Regions from separate parts of the Mus musculus genome. Here region 1 is linked to region 2. A link is a contact called in ENCODE Hi-C or POLR2A ChIA-PET data. All regions are on one chromosome and are shown on one strand. The core of a region is the stretch at or near the end of the contact, and the rest is flanking DNA. Distances in the headings are between cores, read along the strand shown. Region 1 holds the start of Plin2 (perilipin 2). Region 2 holds the start of Rraga (Ras-related GTP binding A).

What was found. Hi-C counts contacts between places; a loop is a spot of excess contacts on that map. ChIA-PET counts read pairs that join two places held with the same protein, here RNA polymerase II (POLR2A).
Region 1: POLR2A ChIA-PET joins it to region 2 with 10 read pairs in embryonic stem cell. The contact joins the promoter of Plin2 here to the promoter of Rraga in region 2. A Hi-C loop is called at or near these places in 2 of 37 maps with a recorded cell type or tissue (CH12.LX and T-helper 1 cell). POLR2A ChIA-PET finds 5 or more read pairs at or near these places in 3 of 5 experiments (Patski and embryonic stem cell).

Annotation. Positions count from the first base shown.
Region 1 is chr4:86,668,375-86,671,323 of GRCm38, forward strand. Plin2 (perilipin 2) reads right to left here and starts at 1,685. Exons shown (of 8, transcript NM_007408.3): 1 at 1,571-1,685; 2 at 276-331; 3 at 1-188. The coding sequence starts at 305.
Region 2 is chr4:86,573,940-86,577,075 of GRCm38, forward strand. It overlaps Rraga (Ras-related GTP binding A), which reads left to right and starts at 1,734. Exons shown (of 1, transcript NM_178376.3): 1 at 1,734-3,136. The coding sequence starts at 1,980. The coding sequence ends at 2,921.

The DNA of each region.
Region 1 (2,949 bases), core at 435-2,934, 94 kb after region 2:
TCCAGCTTCTGGATGATGGGCAGGGCACTTGTCATGGCCGCAGAGGTCACGGTCTTCACGCCCTTCTCGGCCATCTCACACACGGATCTCAAATACGGGTACTGATCCTTTGTACTGACATAAGCGGAGGACACAAGGTCGTAGGTAGAGCTCACCAAGGGCAGGTTGGCCACTCTCATCACCACGCTCTGCAAACACGGAGGAGTGGATAGTAATGACTCAAATCACAAGAAAGGAAAAAGGACCAAGAAACGAATACTTAAAAAAAATCATACCTGTTGCGGATCCACTACTGCTGCTGCCATTTTTTCCTCCTGGAGAAAAGAGACGCCTGGAGAGAAAAGAAACTGGTTTCAGAACATTGAGGACCAATTCCTGTCCCAACCTAGGCAGGCCCACAATTCCAGCATAGACAGTTTCAGTTCCCCAACCCCACCCCTCTAGTTCAGAGCCCTTTTCAAGGCCAACAACCTGACTGGAGGCTCCAGGGCTGTTTACACACTTTCAATAGGAAAGAGTAGTCATTGTCCTGTCTCTTAAATGGGACACTAGAAATGCCTCTGAAATGCCTGTTCTCAAAAATGCTAACCCAAAAGGCAGAAAATTCCATTTAAACAGAAGACATCTTAGATTCCCCCAAACACCTGCCCTTAATTAGTTAATGGATTTATTTCTGTAGGCTTTCTGAGACAGTATTTCTCTTTGTAACAGTCCTGGCTAGCCAGGTTGGCCTGGAACTCACCAGACCTACCTGCCTTTGCCTCCCAAGTGCTAGAATTAAAGATGGCCCTTGCTATACTTAGTCTCTGCCTGTCTAAAGCCCAGGCTGACTCTCTCTACTCTACTTCACTAGTGTTGGTATTAGGTACAGGCCACCATGCCGGGCTCTCAGCATCAGGACTATCAAACTGATACTTGAGGGTGTTTACCACTCTTGTGAACAAGATTGAAACCAGCAGTGGCTGCCTTAATGCTGACTGAGCTCAAGAAAGTCACTCCAGGGAACTGTAAAATCTCCTATCCCCAGTGACCCACACCCACATGAAACTGCCTTCTGCCCAGCAACAGAACCTGTCTAGACTGCTCTGCCTCCAATCCAAAGTCCCAGTTCCTTAGGAAGAACTGTCCAGAAAGCAGAAGCTTCGAGCAGTATCTATACCAAGGAGCAGCCCATAAAATATCTCCTTCCGTTTTCCAAGGGTGAGGTGGGGCTGAGGCAGAGGAGGAGCAAGAGTTTCAGCCCAGCTTGGACCATAGAGAGCCTGCGGGCAGCCAGTGCTGCCTAGTGGGACACTAAAGGAAACCCAGACAATTCTCACTATGCACCTTATAAGTTCTTCTGTGAGGTGTTTCCATTTAAATAAAACCTCGACCGGACAAATGCAAGTTGCTCTACCACAGAAGGACGTGCAAACAGAAAGGAAAACTCTAGAACAAAAGCGAGAGCTTTCCCAACCAGCCCGGGGCTGCTCCCTCCCCCCTCCTCCCCCACCGACCCATTGCTGCAGTTCCGAGCCCAGTGCAGGCAGAGCAGCAGCGGCCTGAGGGCCAGATCTGGTGCAGGACCTACCTAACAGGAGAGCTGAGGGACGAGCAAGTCCGCACGGTCCAGATCACCACACAGCAAAGCGGCCAGAACGACTGTTAAAATATCGCTTGACTGCCCCGCCCAAGCCTCCGAGCCACGTGATAGCCCAGCTGCCTGGGGCCGCTGAACCCTGTGCTGGGCTGGACTGGGACTCTGGGGCCACTCATTGGGGATGAGGGCGTGGGAACCCCAACCTGGTGCCACAATATCGGGGGCCTCCTTGGTTTCCTGAGCCCAGTGCCCTGAGATCCCAGATCAGTACAAGAAGAGCAGGAGCCAGCCGGGGCGAGGCCTTCTGCTGTCTGACTTAGGTCAGGGGTCCTGAAAGCTGCATTGCAAAGATGCAGGGCGTCTTGGGGTTTTGGAAAATGCAGACAAATTAACCAGAGTCTTCAGAAAAGACCACTTCAAAACTGGAAGTTCGGGTTCTAACCTTTTACTTTAAGTCAAGAAAGTTACAAAGATGTGTGGAATTCCAACACGTTAATGACCTGTAGGGACTTCTGGTTTACTGCTCTATGGATGTAAACAATTCATCCATGGGATGTGGCGGCTCTGGTCTGTAATCCCCAGCCAGCACTAGGGAAATTGCGGCAGGAGGATTGTTGTGAGTTCTAGGCCAGAAAAAATACCGTTCTCAAAGAGAGACAACTTATCAAAAGCTTCTAATTAAAAGGTTGATCTGAATTTCCACAAGCAAAGCTTGAGCCTCTCTTCTGTGTTTTCTTTAGTAAAACAATTCCAAATTGCTCCTTAGTGATATCAGCCAACAACTAAGGAAGATGGCCAACTTTATCGTGACTTATGCAATATTTTTAAGTGGTCTGAATCATTTTTTAATCCTTGTCGAGAGGGCAGGGACGTGAACTGGGTTATTTGATCTTGAAAGTTGTACAGCCATCTGGAGTCATAAGGGTTCAGGGAATTTCTTTCCTGGAAAAAGATACAGGTGCAGGCCTTCTAGTTCCTTGCAAGGGAAACTAGAAGGAACAGTTGAAGATAGGAAGGAAGCTCTTGTGCCCTAGCTACATAGATCCCCTGTCACCAGAATATGTAATAAGAGCAACAGCAACAGTGCTGGGCCCTACTAACCGGGGCTTGTGGAAGGTGCCTTTGGAGCTATGGAATTTGAACTCTGGGCAGCACTCACCTCCACGTCAATCATTTCCCCAAAGTTGCATACACACAAGCGCTGCTTACTTTTTCAAAGGTCCAAAGAGCCAAACTGGCTTCATTAATATGTGTGCCTGAATCAATCCATTGCAGGCACTGGAAGACACCACCGTATAATTATAAAGGAAAAAGAAAAAGAAGAAATGTCTGGAAGTCCAAAGATGCTCTGGATGTTTTTATTAAAGATT
Region 2 (3,136 bases), core at 484-2,983:
TCTCTCTCTCTGTGTGTGTGTGTGTGTGTGTGTGTGTGCTGCTATTGGTTATGTAACCTCTTTCCCCTCTCCTCTTGAGAGCTGGGTGTAGCCTATTCTGTCAAATCTTTCTCTGATTTGTTACTTTGTCTGCCACTCAATTAGACATAACTTTCAAACAAGGTGCTTTCTTCTACAAACTAACTTTACCTTCACTGTTTGGGATTAAAAGTGTGTTCTAAGGGCATATCTGTATTCTAACCAGAGGAATTAAAGGTGTGTGCTATGACTGAGCCACATCACAACTAGAAATCGTTTTTTTGTTTTTGTTTGTCTTTTAGTAAACAATACACTCTCAGGGTTCAGTGTGATCAAATATCCTGCAACAATGATTACTTTTAAATTGTCTTTTTTTATGTATATGAGTACACTGTAGCTACACAGATGCTTGTGAGCCTTCATGTGGTTGTTAGGAATTGAATTCTGGACCTCTGCTCACTCCAGCCCAGAGATTTATTATTATAGATAAGTACACTGTTGCTGTCTTCAGACACACCAGAAGAGGGCATCAGATCTCATTACGGGGTGGTTGTGAGCCACTATGTGGTTACTGGGATTAGAACTCAGGACCTTCAGAAGAGCAGTCAGTGCTCTTACCCGCTTAGCCATCTTGCCAGCCCACTTTTGAATTTTCTTGCATATTGTAAACATTATTTATGTAAATTCATATTTTGCCTGTGTGTCTATGCATCATATGCATGCAGTGCCCACAGAGGTTGAAAGAAGGCATCATCCCCTGGACTGAAGTTACAGTTTCAAGGAGTCACAGTGGTGCTGGGAAGCAAACCCAGGTTCTCTGGAAGAGCAGTGTGTGTGTGTGTGTGTGTGTGTGTGTGTGCACCATATCTGTGCGGGAGACCATGGCTTAAATGATAAGCTATGTCTCTAGCCCCAACATCCAATTTTTGAATGAATAAGTGAGAAAATGTCTTCATTGGTACAGTGTAGTATACAACCTGGAAAGGGCTTTACAATAAGGATGCAGTGTCCTAATTTAGGAATATGACGTGCCCTGGTAATTCTACTGACTCAGCCTCAACTTACTGGATGACACTGCTTATCTCTTCTTAAAGGCTTGAGGCCATGTGGCCTATGGCTAAGTGAGCAGACCTTCTAAGGCACTCAGACTCGTTAACCCCCTCAGGTTTGAAAACAGTTGTTCACACGGTAACCGTGAGGACGAAGCTATTGCATGGTGTTCCATATTACCCTCTACTCGAGTTTTGGATTCTAATTACACATTCTCAAGCTGAGGTAAAAAGAACAAGGAATCAGGATGTCTCCCTGGTAAGGAACTGCCTAGCCCTGGGCAATTAGTTTTTCGAAATCTCTTTCTGCTGGTTTTCATTTGTCATCCCCGCTCCTCTACCTGCCTGATTGTCAAGCCTACAGCACTATTATCTCTCTGAGGTGATAATGGCAGTGGGCGTGTGAGGACTTTTGGCCACGCGGGGGCAGCATTCTCCCTCCCAGGTTCACTCGACCCCTTCTGCAAAGACCCAGGGCAACCCAAGCAGAACAAAACCCCAGCGTGGGCTCGCCCTTTCATTTTAACTCGCTGTGCGCTAGATTGCAATGGAAGAAGCAGTTTCTTAGAATTCCAAGGGTCTCAAAGGAGTAGCCGACGTTCTCGCGATGTCGCCACCGGAAGTGGGTGGCGGCAGGCCCTCGGAGTTCTCGCGAGATGCCGGCGGGAAGTGGGTGGCGGCCGGGCCGAAGCTGATCACATCACTGGTCTGCTCTCGCTAGCTCGGAGCGGCTGTGGCCATTGCCTCGGGCGCTGTTTTCTGAGACCTCGCCTCGCCGCGGTCTTTCCTGCCCCCAGCTCGCGTGCACGGCCTCCGCTGCCGGTCGGTGCTCGGTGTCCCGCCGTCCCCATCCTTGGTCGGTCCGCCGTTAGGCCGTGCCTCAGGCCCAGTCCGTGGCGACGCCGGCAGGTGATGCCCAATACAGCCATGAAGAAAAAGGTGCTGTTGATGGGAAAGAGCGGGTCGGGGAAGACCAGCATGAGGTCGATCATCTTTGCAAATTATATTGCGCGCGACACTAGGCGCCTGGGTGCCACCATCGACGTGGAGCACTCCCACGTCCGATTCTTGGGGAACCTGGTGCTGAACCTGTGGGACTGTGGCGGCCAGGACACCTTTATGGAAAATTACTTCACCAGCCAGCGGGACAACATCTTCCGTAATGTGGAGGTTCTGATATACGTGTTTGACGTAGAGAGCCGCGAACTGGAAAAAGATATGCATTATTACCAATCGTGTCTGGAAGCCATCCTCCAGAATTCACCTGACGCCAAAATCTTCTGCCTGGTGCACAAAATGGATCTGGTTCAGGAAGATCAACGTGACCTGATTTTTAAAGAGCGAGAGGAAGACCTGAGGCGTTTGTCTCGCCCGCTGGAGTGCGCTTGTTTTCGAACGTCCATCTGGGATGAGACGCTCTACAAAGCCTGGTCCAGCATCGTCTATCAGCTGATCCCCAACGTTCAGCAGCTGGAGATGAACCTAAGGAATTTTGCCCAGATTATTGAGGCTGATGAAGTTCTGCTGTTCGAGAGAGCTACGTTCTTGGTGATTTCCCACTACCAGTGCAAAGAGCAGCGAGATGTGCACCGCTTTGAGAAGATCAGCAACATCATCAAGCAGTTTAAGCTGAGCTGCAGTAAATTGGCCGCTTCTTTCCAGAGCATGGAAGTGAGGAATTCTAACTTCGCTGCCTTCATCGACATCTTTACATCAAACACGTACGTGATGGTGGTCATGTCAGATCCATCCATCCCTTCTGCAGCTACTCTGATCAACATTCGTAATGCCAGGAAACACTTTGAGAAGCTAGAAAGAGTAGATGGGCCCAAGCACAGCCTCCTCATGCGTTGAAATAATGCCAAATGCTCTTTAGTAAAATGCTGAATTACGGTGTTTTTTTTTTTTTTGCATCATTTGTCTTTAATATTCATAATGTCATGTGCTTAAAAGTGAGCTTGAAACGTGTGCTTACTATCTCATCTCTTCCCTAGTCTTAGTATTGGACGCTATTTACTCAGCTATCAAGTAGAGATCTTCAAGACGGCCTTTATGAAAAGTTAGTGTGG